2 separate regions of the Mus musculus genome follow, and region 1 is linked to region 2. A link is a loop called in an ENCODE intact Hi-C map of the cell type or tissue named here. Cell type or tissue: gastrocnemius. All regions are shown on one strand. Each heading gives the region's core, and the rest is flanking DNA. Links, peaks and the distances in the headings are about the cores only.

Region 1 (7,853 bases), core at 1,750-5,749, 280 kb before region 2:
TGTAGTTTTTATAATTTGTTGCATTTTCTCCTTCAAAAGTGGCTGTCATCTTACACTACTGTGAAAACACTTAACTGTAATATTATATCATTCACTTTCCCTATATTTATTACTTTGTTTGTTTTGTTTGAGATGAGGTTTCTCTGTGTAATCCTGGCTGTCCTGGAACTCACTATGTAGACCAGGCTGGCCTCGAACTTAAAGATCTGCCTCCTTCTGCTTCTCTAGTGCTGGGATTAAAGGAGTGCACTGCCATTGCCCAGCTAAACTTGCTGTTTCTAATTTGCTGAAAGCTTCCGGAGAAATAGTACTTAAAGGAATGGTATATGGTAGTGAGCTGAAAAGGTCAAGTTCCCAAGAGGAGCTTTTCCCAAAACACACACGTCTGTCATGTGCAGTGAGTTTCTGGGCAGAAACAGAGCAAAAGGAGAAATGCTAACCCAAATACTAGTGAGCTAAGGGGAGTAGGGCCTCACACTGACGAGCTAACATAGGAAGGTAGAACAAGATTTGACACCTTGAAATTGCTGAATCCATCCTACATAAAACCTGCTGGCATGACAGTCCTCTGAGCAGACTCCTAGTCAAGCATCACCAGTGCTCACCTGCACATTCTTGTAATCTACACGTTTCTCACACAAGACACACTTCTTAAGAGGCTCCTTGTAGGGGTTCTCCATTGGGACTGGCTAGGATAAAAGGACAGTCTCAGGATGAACTGTGTTAAGACTTAATCAGAAAAGTTAAAGCTACAGCTACAGTTATACTTTTTTTTTTAATACAAGTTCTTTATTTTGTGTAAATCTGGCTAAAGAGAGATTGCCACATTAAATATTCTGCCTTGAAGCAGAAAAGGACTTCCAAGATAAGTCAGTTGATAAAAGAGTTCTTGCTCAAATGCTGCGTTTCAATTGCATATAATCAAAGAACCTTAGTTCAATTTAAAGTTAATTAATTTAAATTTTATTTCAAGAAAATTGCTTGGTATAAACATAATTTTATCATTCGTTTTCTTTTAGATTAATTTATTAAAAGTATACATGTGCTAAGTCATTTATCCATACACAAATTTTCTGCCAGGTGTTTTTCACCATTTCACTTTATAAATAGACAATGTTTCATGGTTTAGTGCAATAAAAAAGGTTTGTTACCATCACCTTCTAGGGTGTTATGAGAGTCTGTGTGGGCCCTTGTGCATTTTCTCACCTTACTGTTCCTGACACAGTGCCTCCCTCTAACTATGAGAACAGTAGTCACCAATATAGTGACATTTAAAGTTTTGGTGAGCATACGAACAGGATTGTGTGAGATTATGTGTATGTGTACATATGTGTGTATGTGCACGTGTGCGCCTCTGTGTGTGTGTGTGTAATTATGCTTTGTTCTTATTTAGTCTCTACTGCTCTCAACCACCCTGCCTTTCTCTCTCTCTCTCTCTCTTGCTGGTTTCCTTCTTCATTCCCAATAATACCCCTTTCTGCTCTTGAACTAACTCAACATATATATTCCATTAACCTCTTTTGTCCCCCTGCCCTTTCCATCTCTTTTCTCACCACAATCCCTTTTTTTTTTTTAAAGATTTATTTATTTATTATATGTAAGTACACTGTAGCTGTCTTCAGACACTCCAGAAGAGGGCGTCAGATCTCGTTACGAATGGTTGTGAGCCACCATGTGGTTGCTGGGATTTGAACTCCGGACCTTTGGAAGAGCAGTCGGGTACGCTTACCCACTGAGCCATCTCACCAGCCCCACAATCCCTTTTCTATGTCCCTGTTTTCTGTTTTTTTGAATGAGTATGTGTGTGTTTCTTTCTTGTGTTTCTTGAAATAGGGTCTCACTATGTAGCTCCGCTGTCCTACAACTCTCCATGTAGCACATGGTGATCTCAAACTCCCCATCCTTCTACGCCGGCCTCCCAAATGCTTTAATTACATGTTGTACCAACGCATTCTGGCACAGGGTCTTAATTTAGAAATGGCTTTGATATCTATAGTTTTCCTTAATTGTGATAAAGGAGTATGACTGGGTGACCGAATTTTTCTGTGGGAAAGAAACAGAATTTTCATTAGTCACATGACCTAAAAAAGGAAATGTAAATTTCCTTTATTTTAAAGTATGATGCATGAATTAGATGACTAAGGTGGAGTCGCATGTGTTTAGACAACTGCTTTGGTATCTAACATAATCTTTTAAGATTTTGGGTTTTTACACTTGATTTTAGCCAAAAGACACAACAGTGATTGGTTTTGTTGTAGTCCAGGATGTATCCAACTCACAAGCTCCTCTTGCCTCAGAGCTTCCTAAGTGCTGTCACAGTACGTGTATACCACCATATCTAGCTTGCCTTGAATATAAGCTGTATTCCTTCTCAGCTCCAGCTAAATTCTCGTGTGCTGTGATTAGGCTCCCACATCCCTGTTCACACTTGAAACCCATAAAAATACACCTATAGTTAAGAAGCAACTAGTTGAATGTCTTACTGTAAAACTTGAATTTGGATCTTTTATCAAGGTAGCCTGTCAGGTTTCTATTACCTACAATTATCCTACCCACCGAAGCTATATTTAGATATTCTCAAATCATGTATCCTTATATTTAATATCTATGAAGAAGAATACATTACAGACTGAATCTAGGAATTCTCTACAAAACACAAGTGACTATAGTCAATAAAAGATAACCATTATTTTGTCCTATAATTGAATTCCAAATATTAAAAATTAGGCTGAATTTGGAAATGAATTAGTAATATGGGGGGAGGGGGACCTGGGGCTGGATAGGTGTCAGTGGTTAAAAGTACTCCCTAATGTTACTAAGTACAGGGTTTGAATCCCAGCACCCACACCCAGTGGCTCACGACCACCTCGTTCCAGCTCCAGGAGAATCCAATGCCCTCTTCTGGCTTCCACAACTCCCCTCCCCCACATACATACAAATAATAAAATAATGTCTTCTTTAAAAAAAGAAAACGAAATCTTACCAGGTCCTCATTGCTGGTTACCTGTTCAAACTGTGAAAAACATCGTCTCCAAATCACAGAAACTAAAGAGAAAATGGCGACAACACAATTGTTTTCATTCGCTGCATATCTAACCAAGATTTACGTTTTTAAAGATGCTAGATAATCAAAGGGCACAATATCAAACATTCTTTTCAATGATTAGTTAGCAACCTGTTAGATTTGGGACATAATAGGACTCAAAATGAGCGGTTCCAAAGGCTTTGGATAAAGGACATATATACTTCCTCTCCTATAAATTCTTTCTCATTTCTACAGTTACGGATTGAAATTCAAATATGTACAGAAACAACAGAATGGTACTGTCATTCCAAAGGAGAAATAAAAAGATTCAAGACATTGACAAAGAAGCATAAAACAAACAAACAAAAAAAGAGTTGACTACACCTTGGAGACAGGAGCCTAGATAGCATAACTGTTTCCTGAGAGGCTTCGTCCAAGCAGCGGATGGAAACAGATGCAAGAGAACCACAGCCAACAAGTGTCCAGAAAGTCTTATTGAGGAGTCGGGGCGATAGGTTTTTGTAAAGTGAATAAGTAACGGGGTAAAGTGGTTGACTACACCTCAAAGTCCTCTTCAGCTCTAGGAAACTAGTCTACGATGACTCGAGCCTCCCACTTATCTCAAACCTAGTTCTATTGAAATAGTCATTTTGCTAACGGCGAGGACCCCACCGACAATCAGCGGCTATAATGCTATGCCGGACGTTTTACCTGCTTGAGTTCCGCGATCCGTGAAGCAGCCAGCCGCGGTTGTCAAATTCTTCCTCCCTATACCACTGCACAGAGCAACCAGAGCGGCCATGGTTCTCCGCCCTTCCTCTTCCTTTCTATTTCCCTAAGCGCCCCGACAGGTCCTTTCTGGTGCTCTTCCCCTGTCTGCCCGGGATTCGACGCAAAGGTTCCGGCGCGAACGCGGCCCGGGTTTCAATGCACTGCACCTTTATCTTCCCGCGCTTCCCGGGCCGGAAGTCACGTGACCCGGGGCTGCGCTGCTGAGGGATGGAAAGCTGATGCTGGGTCACCTGCTGTCTCCAGAACGGCGCCACCGGCTCCGGGCTGCACCCAGGGCGGCTGTCGCAGGGACTCTGGGCCGTTGTCATGGAGGACGGCTGTCCCCGCATCCGCCGGCGGGTGTCTGTCCGCAAAAGGAACCGCGGCAACCTGGAGAACCTCCGTGCCTCCCCGACCCCGGCCGAGCTCCAGCCTGCCGAGGACACGGAGGACGAAGCTGCAGCCGGGAGCCGCCGCCGGAAAACCGGGAGCCCGGAGCACGCCCAGGTACAGCCCTGCTGAGTCCCCGCATCCCCGTTGACTCGCCCGGTCCTGTCATCCCAGGGGCTGCGGTGGCAACCGCGTGTCCCGCCCCGGGCACGGCTGCGCGGGAGGTGAAACCGCCTTCTTCCCAGGTGCACATCATGAGTAGCCTTAGCTCGCTCTCTCACCTTTGTTATCCTTTTATCTCCATCACTTGGGAGACACTGCTTAAACCCCCGACTTCTAGGTAGATGTCAAACCTACATGCTCCTTCCATCCCCTGTCATAAAAAGTATTCACGGGGCAATTAACTGGCTTGACAGAGAGAAAGCTAGCCTTCCAAATGGCTCGGCTCTACTTTACTGATAAAACATTTTTATTGATGACCCATTAATTGCTAGTTACGTTATTAAACTAGCCATATTATGTAGACTTTTACAACGGTAAGTGAGTCCAGGGAAGTTGAGAGACTAAAGTTGTGACTCAATAAATAATTATCACCTCCCAGTTTACATCTCTGTTCTGTAAGCCACCATACATGAGTGTGCACATGACTGTCTCAATTCCAAGTTCAGAACAGAATTTCATTGTAGTGTCTAGTGGAACATTGTAGTGTCTAATGGCACAATCATGATTTTGTAGCAGACCAGCTTCTACGTTAGTGCCTGGGCCGGAATTACCACAGTTATCAGAAGCATCTATTGAATCTTGGAGAGAGTTACTGTTCTTTCATTCTTAAGTGCTTTAGCATAGGTTTAAGAATTAAAATGCCAAAGACTGGGCGGTTAGGTTCAGCAGCGGAGCCTGGGGCAGGCCCTGGGCTCACATGGCAGCACCAGAATAAATAATTTAGAATTCCAGTATCACCCCTTGGGGGATGTATCTGAGTTGACAGAATGTTTGCTTAGAATGCCCAACACCCTGGGTTTGATCCCAACACCTCCTAAAACCAGGCATGGTGAGGCATTCAGGAAACAGGCAGGAGGATCAGGAGTGTGTAGCCTCAGTAAGGTGAGATCCTGTTCTGACTTTTAAAAAAATGTTTCTTAGCATCCTGATATCCCATAATAAGCCAGCAGTACTGTTTAGGCAAGTCAGAGCAACTCTCTGGACTTGTTTCTTTTGTTTGGTGATGATAATATGTATTCAGAGGATAATTTGCATATAGTGATATCATTGGGATAGTCCTTTGCTGGGACATTTGTTTTTTTAAAATGAGGATGGAATTCATGTATGTATCTTTGTTTCCTTACAGGAAAATGACAGCGAAGAGGACATGTTTGGTGACTATGACAGCTTTACAGAAAGTTCCTTCTTAGCTCACGTTGATGACCTGGAACAGAGATATATGCAACTGCCTGAATGTGGGGACCGTGATGCAGACTCTGGCACCAAAGACCTTTGTTCAGCAGGCCTCAAAAACAACCTCAGAGTTACTACTGTAATCAACCTCACTGACCCGGAAACTAGTGAGCACGGCCAGAAGCAGAGTCACCTAGATGTCCCTGCTGAACCAGAACCTGGAAGCGATCTTTCGTTTGATGTGCCTTCTTCTCAAATTTTATACTTTGAAAATCCGCAGAACTCACCAGAAGCTTTGGGCGATCCGTGCACTAAGAAGACAAATGGGGACCCACAGAAGTCATCACATGAAGAGTTGGTCTCCAGCCACACAGAGCAACCCGAGCCAAATAATGACTTCTCTAACGTCAGAGCTGCTTCAGAGTCAAGCAGGAGAAAAAGTCTGAAAGACCATCTGAAAAGTACCATGGCTGGGAATGCCAGGGCCCAGACCCCAGCATTTCCCAGGAGTAAACACCTCAGAGAGGCGCTCCTGTCTGAGGAGATCAGCGTCGCCAAGAAAGCCATTGAGTCACCGTCAGATGATCTTGGTCCTTTTTATTCGCTACCCAGCAAAGTGAGAGATCTTTACGTTCAATTGAAAGGAATCAAAAAGCTATATGGTAATGCTTTGTATAAAAAGGAAACCAAATTTATAGTTCAAATAGTATTAGAGTATTAAACCAAATCAGTGGAAGCAGGTGATTCCCTGGTTCCGTCTCTGATCTCGAATGAGCAAGAGTATCAGTTGCGTTAACCCTGCATCCCTCTCGTGGACTTCTTTCCTTCCTTGTGTATTGTCCTTCTCAGGGTAGGTATCTGGCTTTGTCTTCAGTCCATTCACTCCTGTGCCCTTGTGTAAGTGACTAAGACTAAGGAGCTTGAGCACTGACATGCGTCCAGAGCAGCTACGTGTCCTACCGTTTTCAACCCCTTCACACTCTGCTTCTGACCTTCCTCTGATTCGTTTTTATTGTTTCTTTGGCATTTAGAGTTGTGGCAATTCCTTTGAATGCTCAGAATCTTAAGTGAAAGAAGTTGGTAATAGCAGTTAAAATTAAAATGCATTTAAAGACAGCTAAGATGTAAGTGCAGAAAAGACTACAGTAGGGGCTGGAGAGTTGGCTTAGTCGTTACGAGCACTGGCTGCTCTTCCAAAGGACCAGGGTTCAGTTCCCAGAACCTACACGGCAGCTCACAACTGCCTGTGACTCCAGTTCCAGGAGATCTGACACCATCTCTCACACATACAAGCAAGAAGAACACCAGTGCACATAAGACAAAAATAATTTTTTTAAGAAGACAGCAGTAATAATAATTATGTGATGTTTTTCAAAAGCCCCGTGTCCTTGCATATATTTCAGATAGACCATGGTAAACAAGGGCACAGCAGCTGCCATACTAGGAGATCAGTCCATCAGCCGTCACTGGAAGCTTCCTTGGGAGAACTTTTGAAGTATTTGAAGACGTGGATTGTCAGGAGACAGTCAGGTTGAAGTAGAAAGATAGGAAACAAAAGACTACCTTCAGCCAGTAAGAATCTAGACATTCTAGATGTCTCAGCAACTAAGGACTTAGGACTATCTGGTTCCCAGCACCCACACGGTGGCTTACGGCATCTGTAACTCCAGCTCCAGGGGAATCTGAGTCCCTCTTCAGACCTCTGGGACTAGACATGTACTGTCCGCATAAACACAAAATCCAAGAAATTCTAAATTGTGAGGCACATGGCTTGTGAGCAAACAGTCTTGTGCTGGGTAGTGTGCAGCCCCACAGTCCTTGCCCTCAGGAGGTGGAGGTCAGACGATCAGGACTTCAAGGTCATTCTCAGCTACATAGCAAGTTCAAGGCCAGCCTGGGCTACATGAGACCCTGTCTCAATAATACTCAAAGAACCTTTTGTTACTCTAAGTACAGGCTAACTTTCTTCCCTCTGCCCTTCCACTGGCTGCTTTGTTGAGTCTCAGTCTGCTGCCAGAGGGATTCCTTGAGGGTAGGATTTTAGGCCTCTCCTATTTTGTTTGGCTTTTGGAGTCTATAGGTAGTTTGTGGTATCTGACGTTGAACCCATGACATGAAAGGTACTCTGCCGCTGAACTACATACCTAGCCTTCCTGTTTTGAAACAGGATCTCATAGCACAGGCTTGTCCCAAACCAATGCTCTTTCTACATCTATGTCCCAAATACTGAGATTACAGGCATGTAACAGTGCTCGGTTAGGACAGGAATGGA
Region 2 (7,853 bases), core at 2,483-6,482:
TGACTTTTTTCAGTGGCTTAATTCACAGTAAACGAGAACTGCTATTTACATAGACGCATCATAGTGAAGTGGCCAAAATTAAAGCAAGTACGTGCTAACACAATTTTTAGGAGAAATAATCTCTAATAATCTCTTGTTCTTTAAGCACTGTATTACAATTTAGTGGCAATGGGAAATGCTGGGGGAAGATAATCTACAGGTTTTAGTTGAAAACAAGAAGTTCATTTTCTGTTAGGAATCTGAGGCAAGAAGTTTGTCATGACTTTGAGGTGACTATAAACTATATATAAAGAGTTTCAAGACAGTCTAGGGTATGAACAAGACACTAAAACCAAAAAACAAATTAAAAAACATAGCCAAGTTTGGTCAAAATAATGTAAGGACAAAGTTGTGGCTATATTTAGTTAGGAGCTCACAGACATGGGCTGTAGCACATCTCCTAAATAAAGCTGTTTGCTTTGAAAAAACTAAAAAGACATTTTCTCTGGGTTTTTTTTCCCCCTATAACATTATCTACTTCCACATAGTGTTTGGCACACAAATGGTATCTATTTTGGACATAGGAATCACTGAAACTGCCCTGAAGGATCAGCAGAGAAGCAAAGAATCTGAGTCAAAAGGGGCTTTGAGATTACCCAGTTTCTCTGCCACTGCAGACACGGGTGTGAATGCTGACGACTTCTATTCCTCCATTAACAGAAAGTTCTAATCCAATGTCTACCTCACTAGAGCACAGTACAATCTTATTTTTCTTCCTTCTGAAAAAATAAGTCTTGGTAAGCAAAGGCCTTCTATTACTAAGAAGTCTTCTATAACTAACAACTTATAAAATGTTAGCAGATCCTGGCAGGGCACATTCGTAAACCCAGATTTGGGGAGTCTGAAGCACAGTTTGGAAGGAGTTTAAGGCCATCCTGGGCTATAGTGTTGGATGCTAGTCTGGGCTACAAGAAACTCTGTCTCAAAACAACAAACAAACAAAAGATAAATGTTTAAACTGCAAAGCCCCCAGCCTCCTCCGGACACCATCCATACTTTAGAACTGGGAGGAGGAAGTCTTAAAGGTCAGATTTCCATAAGATGGATTCAACAAAGACCTAACACTCGTGCCCTCAAGGAAGTAACATTTTTTAAAAATTGAATTCTGGTCAGGGAAGTGAAGAAATGAACAAAACAACCTAATCTCTGTCCACGAGAAAGTAGGCTCCAGCTGTGCACAGGAAGCTCACTAGCCAGCTGCCATGTGAGGATGCTGTGCTCGCCTGAGTGTGCGCATGAGGAGCAGGTTTCCAGGAGGTCGCATCTGAATCAAATGTTGAAGAACCAAGCAGGCTCGCCAACTAAGTCAGCCAGGCTGTCACAACAATCACCTTCGCAGGCTCCTTCTCCAGTCTCTCTTCCTCTTCTCAAAGTCTGGGGGCTTTTTGTTCTGAGTTTTGGATTTTTTGAGATAGGGTCTCTTTATATAGCCTGGCTGCCCTGGAACTCAAAGAGACCGACCTGCTTCCAACTCACAAGTACTGGAATCAAAGGCCTTCACCTGGCTTCTAGAACTTTTCTTGAAAAAAAAAATGTAATTACTTTTATGTGTATGTGTTGTCTGCATGTGTGTCTGTGCACCACGGGTTTGTCTGGTGCCCTCAGAGGTCAGAAAAGAGCATTGGATCCCATGGAACTGGAATTATAAATGGTTGAGAGCCACCATGTGAATGCTGGGAACTGAACCCAGGTCCTCAGGAAGAACAGTCAGTGCTCCTACTAGCCAGGCTATTGCTCCAGTCTGCTCTTCTAAACTTTGTAAGAGATTAAAAAAAACAAAACAAAAAAACAAGAAAAACCCAACCCACATATAATATATATCATATATAAAAAGCAGTCTATATCTGCAACAACAACCACAACAAAATGCTATTTATATGGCTAGTTTCTTATACTAACTTTAGCTAATCAGAAAGCATGTCTAAATGAGCTTTTAAGAAGAGAGGTAGCCGGGCGGTGGTGGCGCACGCCTTTAATCCCAGCACTTGGGAGGCAGAGGCAGGCGGATTTCTGAGTTTGAGGCCAGCCTGGTCTACAAAGTGAGCTCCAGGACAGCCAGGGCTATACAGAGAAACACTGTCTCGAAAAACCAAAAAAAAAAAAAAAAGAAGAAGAAGAAGAAGAAGAAGAAGAGGAGGAGGAGGAGGAGGAGAAGGAGGAGGAGGAGGGGAGGCAATATGATCTGGATGGTTAAAAGTGAGCTTTTGAAAAAAACCTGGGTTCAAATAGACGTCATGCCCCCAACCCTAGCCCTTGGCTTGTCACTGATTTAACCAACAATTCTTGAACACTACACTGCATGGAACAGAAAGTGTCAGCATTAGAAATCTTGTACTCTATAATTTCTTAAAGTGAGAGCCTTTGTTTCTCAGTTCCCAACATAAAAACCATAAACGAACAGATGAGTTGACATATGTACATCATAAAGTATGTGGCTGGCAGAACTGTGTTGTTATGAAAGTAAATTCTGACACATTCTTACCAGATAGTACTAGGTAAATACCTAAAGGGAAGGCCAAGAATATCCTCAGAAAAAAAGCACTGAAGCCTGGAGATGGCTCAGTGGTTAACAGAATGCTTGCTGCTTTTCCAGAGGACCTGAGTTCAATTCCCAGCATCCACCCAGGTGGCTCAGCACCACCTGTAACTCCAGGTTCAGGGGGATGCACTCCCTCTTTGAACACCCATAGGCATTTGCACACACGGCACACATACACATAAATAAAAATAATAAGCTAATTCTTAAGAAAGAAAGCAATGTTGAGAGGGTGCCAACTAACACTGCATGGGCTATCCATTATCAAGCAAAGTATTTCATTTCCTCTTAAGGAAATCCACTTGGTAGGCTGGCACTCCACCCTCCATTCATATTCCTGCAAAATACCACTTTGCTTCTAAAGAGTTAGTGATATATTCCATTTCCTTTCCCCTGGAATCTGGACTGGTCTCGCTACTTGCTTTCATTGGTATTACAGAACTGATGTGAGACTTGTCAGACTAGCCTTATGCCTTACAGCTTCCACTCTCACCCTGTTAGAACACTCTGATGCAGGAAGTCCCAGAAAAAAAAGCCAAAGCTAAACCATGTAGTGAGAATAAAAGATCCAGCCAACTGCCAGGTATCTATCTACACGTGGCCAGCCCTAGTGCATCTGCTAGCCAAATTAATCTGCGTAACTGAACCAGGTAAGATCAAGAAAACAGGCCAGGCAACATACAGAATCCCGGGGTGGGGGGTGGGGGGTGTCACTTTTATATTACTCAATTGTGTACTTATTTAGCTACAACAGGCAAAAGAAACACCCTATTGGAGACATGCTACTGTTCATTTCTAATTCCGGGCTAGAGAGATAAATAGTAATGAAGTTCCACAAGATTTTCAAGTTCTAACACCTGCATCTTAGCTGATAATTAATGAACTTACATTTTCTGTAATAAAGAGAGAAAAAAACAAAGGAAATATAAGGGAATACATAAGCTAGTTTGACTTCTATCCAAAGCTATAAAAGTATTAATACATGGAAAAACAACCAAACGATGAAGACATAAATGAACTATTTCCAACCCCTGGAATAAGTCGTATGTACTTACTGACTGCTTCATAACAACATTATGACATTTTCCAGATACCAGGGACTGTGCTCAGTTATTGAAGTGTAATTAGTACATAGACACATGCTCATTTTGAAATCAGATAAGACTAAGCCTCACGATTACCCTTCCATTTTTTTAAAGCGGAAAAATAAAGAATGATGTAGTTAAGCCCAGGTTATACAACTAAATTTCCCACTAATAAGGTAGACTGTACTTTCTACACAGAAAAGCCCAGCACAGCGGCCACACAACACACACACCATTTCAATGTGCAGGTTTGAGCAAGAATATTTCATTAATTAGATCAACATGCCCTCAGCTGTGAGGTGTAAATGTTAGGGCCAATTGAAGGCATACTTTCATTAGAAGGCAAAACTGTGAAAAATCTACACAAAGAAGACTACAGCTGTTCAACAACTGCTTGAGGGGACTGAAACATGTCCCAATTTTTGACCTGTCGTGGCTCTAAGCACCCTAAGGTTTCGACAAAATTCCTTAGCAGACCCTGGAAATATCACTGTTCTAGACATCCTGAGCCCGAGGACATTCTGCCTGTGTTCTCTTCTCCAGAGTTGGTGACAGACTGCGAGTATCCAGAACATAAGGACCCACACACGCTATGAACTGAGAGAAGTTCTGGACCACATGACAGCATCCATACCTCCTCTGCCCCTATCAATCCTGGAAAGCCATCTCTTCGAAATAAAAGTCTGCATCAAAGTCCAGAATATAAATTTACCTCCAACACGGCGAAGGCAGGGGCGGCAGCGAACCGAAGTCAAACTCGGTGTGTCGGGCTCGCCGAAGAGACTCTAAGGAAGGCGCCCACCGCCGGGCGAGCCGTCATCTTTCTTACCTCGCTTCCAGAAGCCAAAAGAACCCGCAGAGGGCGTTATCAAGGACTTAAGAAGCTGGCAGCCACCTGGGGTCCTGGGACGGTCAGGACCCCAGCATACCGTCCCTACAGCTTTCTGTTGCTCCCAACATTTACCGCCACAGCCGAGTTCAGGCCCGCCCCCCTGAGTCAGGCCTAGCTCGAGCCTCACGCCCCGGAGCGCCCGTCGCCTCTGGGAAGATAAACTTGCGGCTTCCTTCCTACCTCTGTACTCCTAAGAAATACTCACTTGCCCGCCAGATCTTTATGAGAGCCGCTTGAATTCATGAGCTGGGCCAAATCCTGTCGCACGGCAGCCGCCATCTTTCCTCCAGCTCAGCCACGGCTGCGGGACCTCTCGCTGCCAAGAAGAAAACGAGCGTGGTCCTCCAGGAGGCGGGCAGAGGGGACGCGAGGTGCCATAGAGCAGCGTCTCTGTGGGCCAGAGCGCCGGATAGGGGAGCAGGAATTAGCTCCGCCCTCCGAGTTGAGTGACACCAGACTCCTCTCCTCCGGTTTGAGGACCGCCCAGGTCTCCCGAGAGACGCAGGCGCTCACGCTCCGACCTGGGATTGGCTGAAGAACTTGAGGGCGTGTACTTTGTGCAACTTCAGTAAAGGCCCGGCAAGTCAAAGGACGACGTTTTCCCTAAGTTCCGGGACTGATTATTATCGTTCTCCGCTCCGTTCTTTAAGGCATCACTTAAACGACCTATGTAAAGAGTTACTTCCAATTCACTATAGTCCAACACTGAAGAAAAAAGAAACAAAAACCAACCAACACACACACACGGAATGTCAATTCCAAAGATAAGAGGAAAAATACAACAGACCCAAATCATCATTTTACAACAAATTACAACAAGCAATCCATGAAAGCAAGCTTTTTTATTCGTGTACACAAGCTGCCTTCCCCTAAGGTGGAGTTCAGTAGGTCAGCCCTGGATTCAAGGAAGACAAGGTGTTTATAGCTCAGGGGTAAGGGGTTCCATATCGGAGATTTGGCGGGCAAACTAGGCGGCGAGCAAAACAAGGTAACACAACAGGTAGCCATAACAAGGTAGTCATAGGTGGTCATGGAACCTATGCAGCAGATAAGGCTCCAAGGTGGTTATAAACCACTTCTTGAAGCAAAGACATGACTTCTATTCCTGGAACAGGCAGTGCAGAACATTTTGTAGTTAAGGTTACAGGTGGAGAATAGCCCAATGTCTGACAAACAAAGGTTTAGTCATAAACAAGAAAGAACCTAGTTTGTCTGGAACAGAGGTTTAATGGTAAACAGAAAGGAACCTAATCTGTCTTTACTATATAAGATGGCTTTTAAGTCTGAAATGGAGACAGGCTGGTTCTTCAGATCATTTACCTGGGAAAGAGTATACCACGATCAAGAATATGCTCCTCCCACGATGAGTCACTGGCATCTAAGTGTGCCGATGTCTGCGTTTTTTCCACTTGGGAGGAAACTCAACTGCACAGTTTATGATCATAGTGGACTGCTTTTGGCACATTCCCCTTATAAACAAATAAATAGCTAGGTTTCATGGTGGTCACCGTAATACTAGCACTCCAGAAGTGGAGGCTAGGGAATCAGGAGTTCAAGTCTATACCCCTGATCCTATCGACTTGGAAGCCAGCTGGGATTACTAGAGACCCTGTCCCACAAAGCTCTAAGATGTAATACAGATTAATGTGCACACACACACACATACACATATACCTTTGGACTATATATGTGCATTCCTTGATACACCCTGTATCTTTTTAAAGTGTTGGTTATACATACCACTTTGTTCAGACAATGCTGATTTTCATCTATTGTTCTGAAGTGATTAGTAATACTGCCCTTCAATTGAGAACCTGTTTCACGAGTGACAAGGTATGTGATCATCCTGCATTTACATGTGGTTACATTTCTTATTCATGTTTTCTTACAAAACTTCTTTCCAAAAATACAATCTGATAAATGCAAGGTTTTTGTATTCGCTTCCTTTCACAGAAAGTAACATGCCTTATTGTTCTCCTTTAGAGTTTTCTCTTTTTTTCTGGTGACCTAGTCATATAAGACATTATTATTTCTGTCATTATTTTTAAAGTAGCAAAGGTATGTTACAACATACAGGACATATGAAGAACGTTTTTTATAGAGCAGCCAATGGTGCAGTGAATGAACTTATATGTGCATGATTTAAGATGTGTGCAAGTAAAATACATTCCCCAAAGTGAGTCAGGATGCATACACATTTTTTGGCAGATATTCCCAAATCATCCTGAACAGGAGAATTCTAGTATTTTGTCTTCCAGTCAGATATATTTAGGATTGCAATTTCTTGCAGACTTACCTACAACAAATACTAACTTGAAGCATTTAGCCATCTTGGCATGTTACAAATGGCATGTTCTCTCTTTGGACATGAGCAAGGCAAACAAAGTAAAGTAGAGGTTATCCACACTGTTCAAATCACGTCCTTTTGGCAAGAATGCCTAACAGTGGTGAGCCCGGAAGCCCACTTTCCAATTGGGCAGCCTTTGTGTGCACAGAGCTTAATGGCATAGGCCTCTCAAGGCCTGCCTAAACAGCTTAGTGGGACCTGTGTGAGAATAGAAAGTATAAAAAAGGCTGGGGGTAAGAGGTGCTGGATAGATGACTCAGCGGTTAAGAGCACTGACTGCTCTTCCAGAGGTCCTAAGTTCAATTCCCAGCAACCACATGGTGGCTCACAACCATCTGTAATGGGATCTGGTGCCTTCTTCTGGTGTGTCTGAAGACAGATACAGTCTACTCATATAAATCAAATAAGTAAACCTTTTTTTAAGGCTGGGATACACATTGCACCTCATTTGCCTATTGTGTAGAGGTCCTGGACTAAATTTCTAGTCCAAGAGTGAGAGAGATGAATAAGAGGCAGGGGAGAGAGATGGATGCAGGGAATGAGGGATGATGGGAACCAGCAGTTTCTACCAAAACCCATCCATCTGACCACCTAAATATCTGTGTGCCTTCAGGGAAGGTAGATTAGCTGCCTTCCCTGAGGAAGAAAGTTCAGCTTCCCATTCAGTGTTGCCAAAAATAAAATCACAACAACTTAAAGATCTTCAGTTGGATATACTTTTTCTTTTAGAATCAGACACTTCTCAAAATAAAGTAAATGTTCCAGAGGGAGGGACGAAGTTATATAGGCAGAAAAACAGGACTGGAACAAGGAACAGTGGGTGTGACACAGAAGCTCATGCCTGTGGTTCCAGAACTTAGGTGGTTGGGGCAAGGGGAGTGTAAGACTGTCTTAGGGTTTTACTGCTGTGAACAGACACCATGACCAAGCCAAGTCTTATAAGGCCAACATTTA

Evidence for each region. Peaks named below come from ENCODE experiments on the same cell type or tissue, not always from the same donor. Only the 100,000 strongest peaks of a DNase experiment are listed, where the experiment ranks them.
Region 1: a loop joins it to region 2, with 11 times the contacts of the local background. A loop is called at or near these places in 1 of 42 quality-filtered maps.

What each region holds. Positions count from the first base shown.
Region 1 is chr5:100,794,744-100,802,596 of GRCm38, reverse strand. Helq (helicase, POLQ-like) reads left to right here and starts at 3,997. Exons shown (of 18, transcript NM_001081107.1): 1 at 3,997-4,303; 2 at 5,535-6,243. The coding sequence starts at 4,124. It overlaps Mrps18c (mitochondrial ribosomal protein S18C), which reads right to left and starts at 3,838. Exons shown (of 6, transcript NM_026826.1): 1 at 3,737-3,838; 2 at 2,984-3,045; 3 at 606-689. The coding sequence starts at 3,827. In gastrocnemius, for the core only: no CTCF peak of the experiment used is centred there; a DNase peak (open chromatin) is centred at 3,967; H3K4me3 peaks cover 2,131 bases; H3K27ac peaks cover 1,311 bases.
Region 2 is chr5:100,515,455-100,523,307 of GRCm38, reverse strand. Cops4 (COP9 signalosome subunit 4) reads right to left here and starts at 4,999. Exons shown (of 10, transcript NM_012001.2): 1 at 4,758-4,999. The coding sequence starts at 4,831. In gastrocnemius, for the core only: a CTCF peak has its summit at 4,923; DNase peaks (open chromatin) are centred at 4,194, 4,983 and 5,485; H3K4me3 peaks cover 2,062 bases; H3K27ac peaks cover 1,693 bases.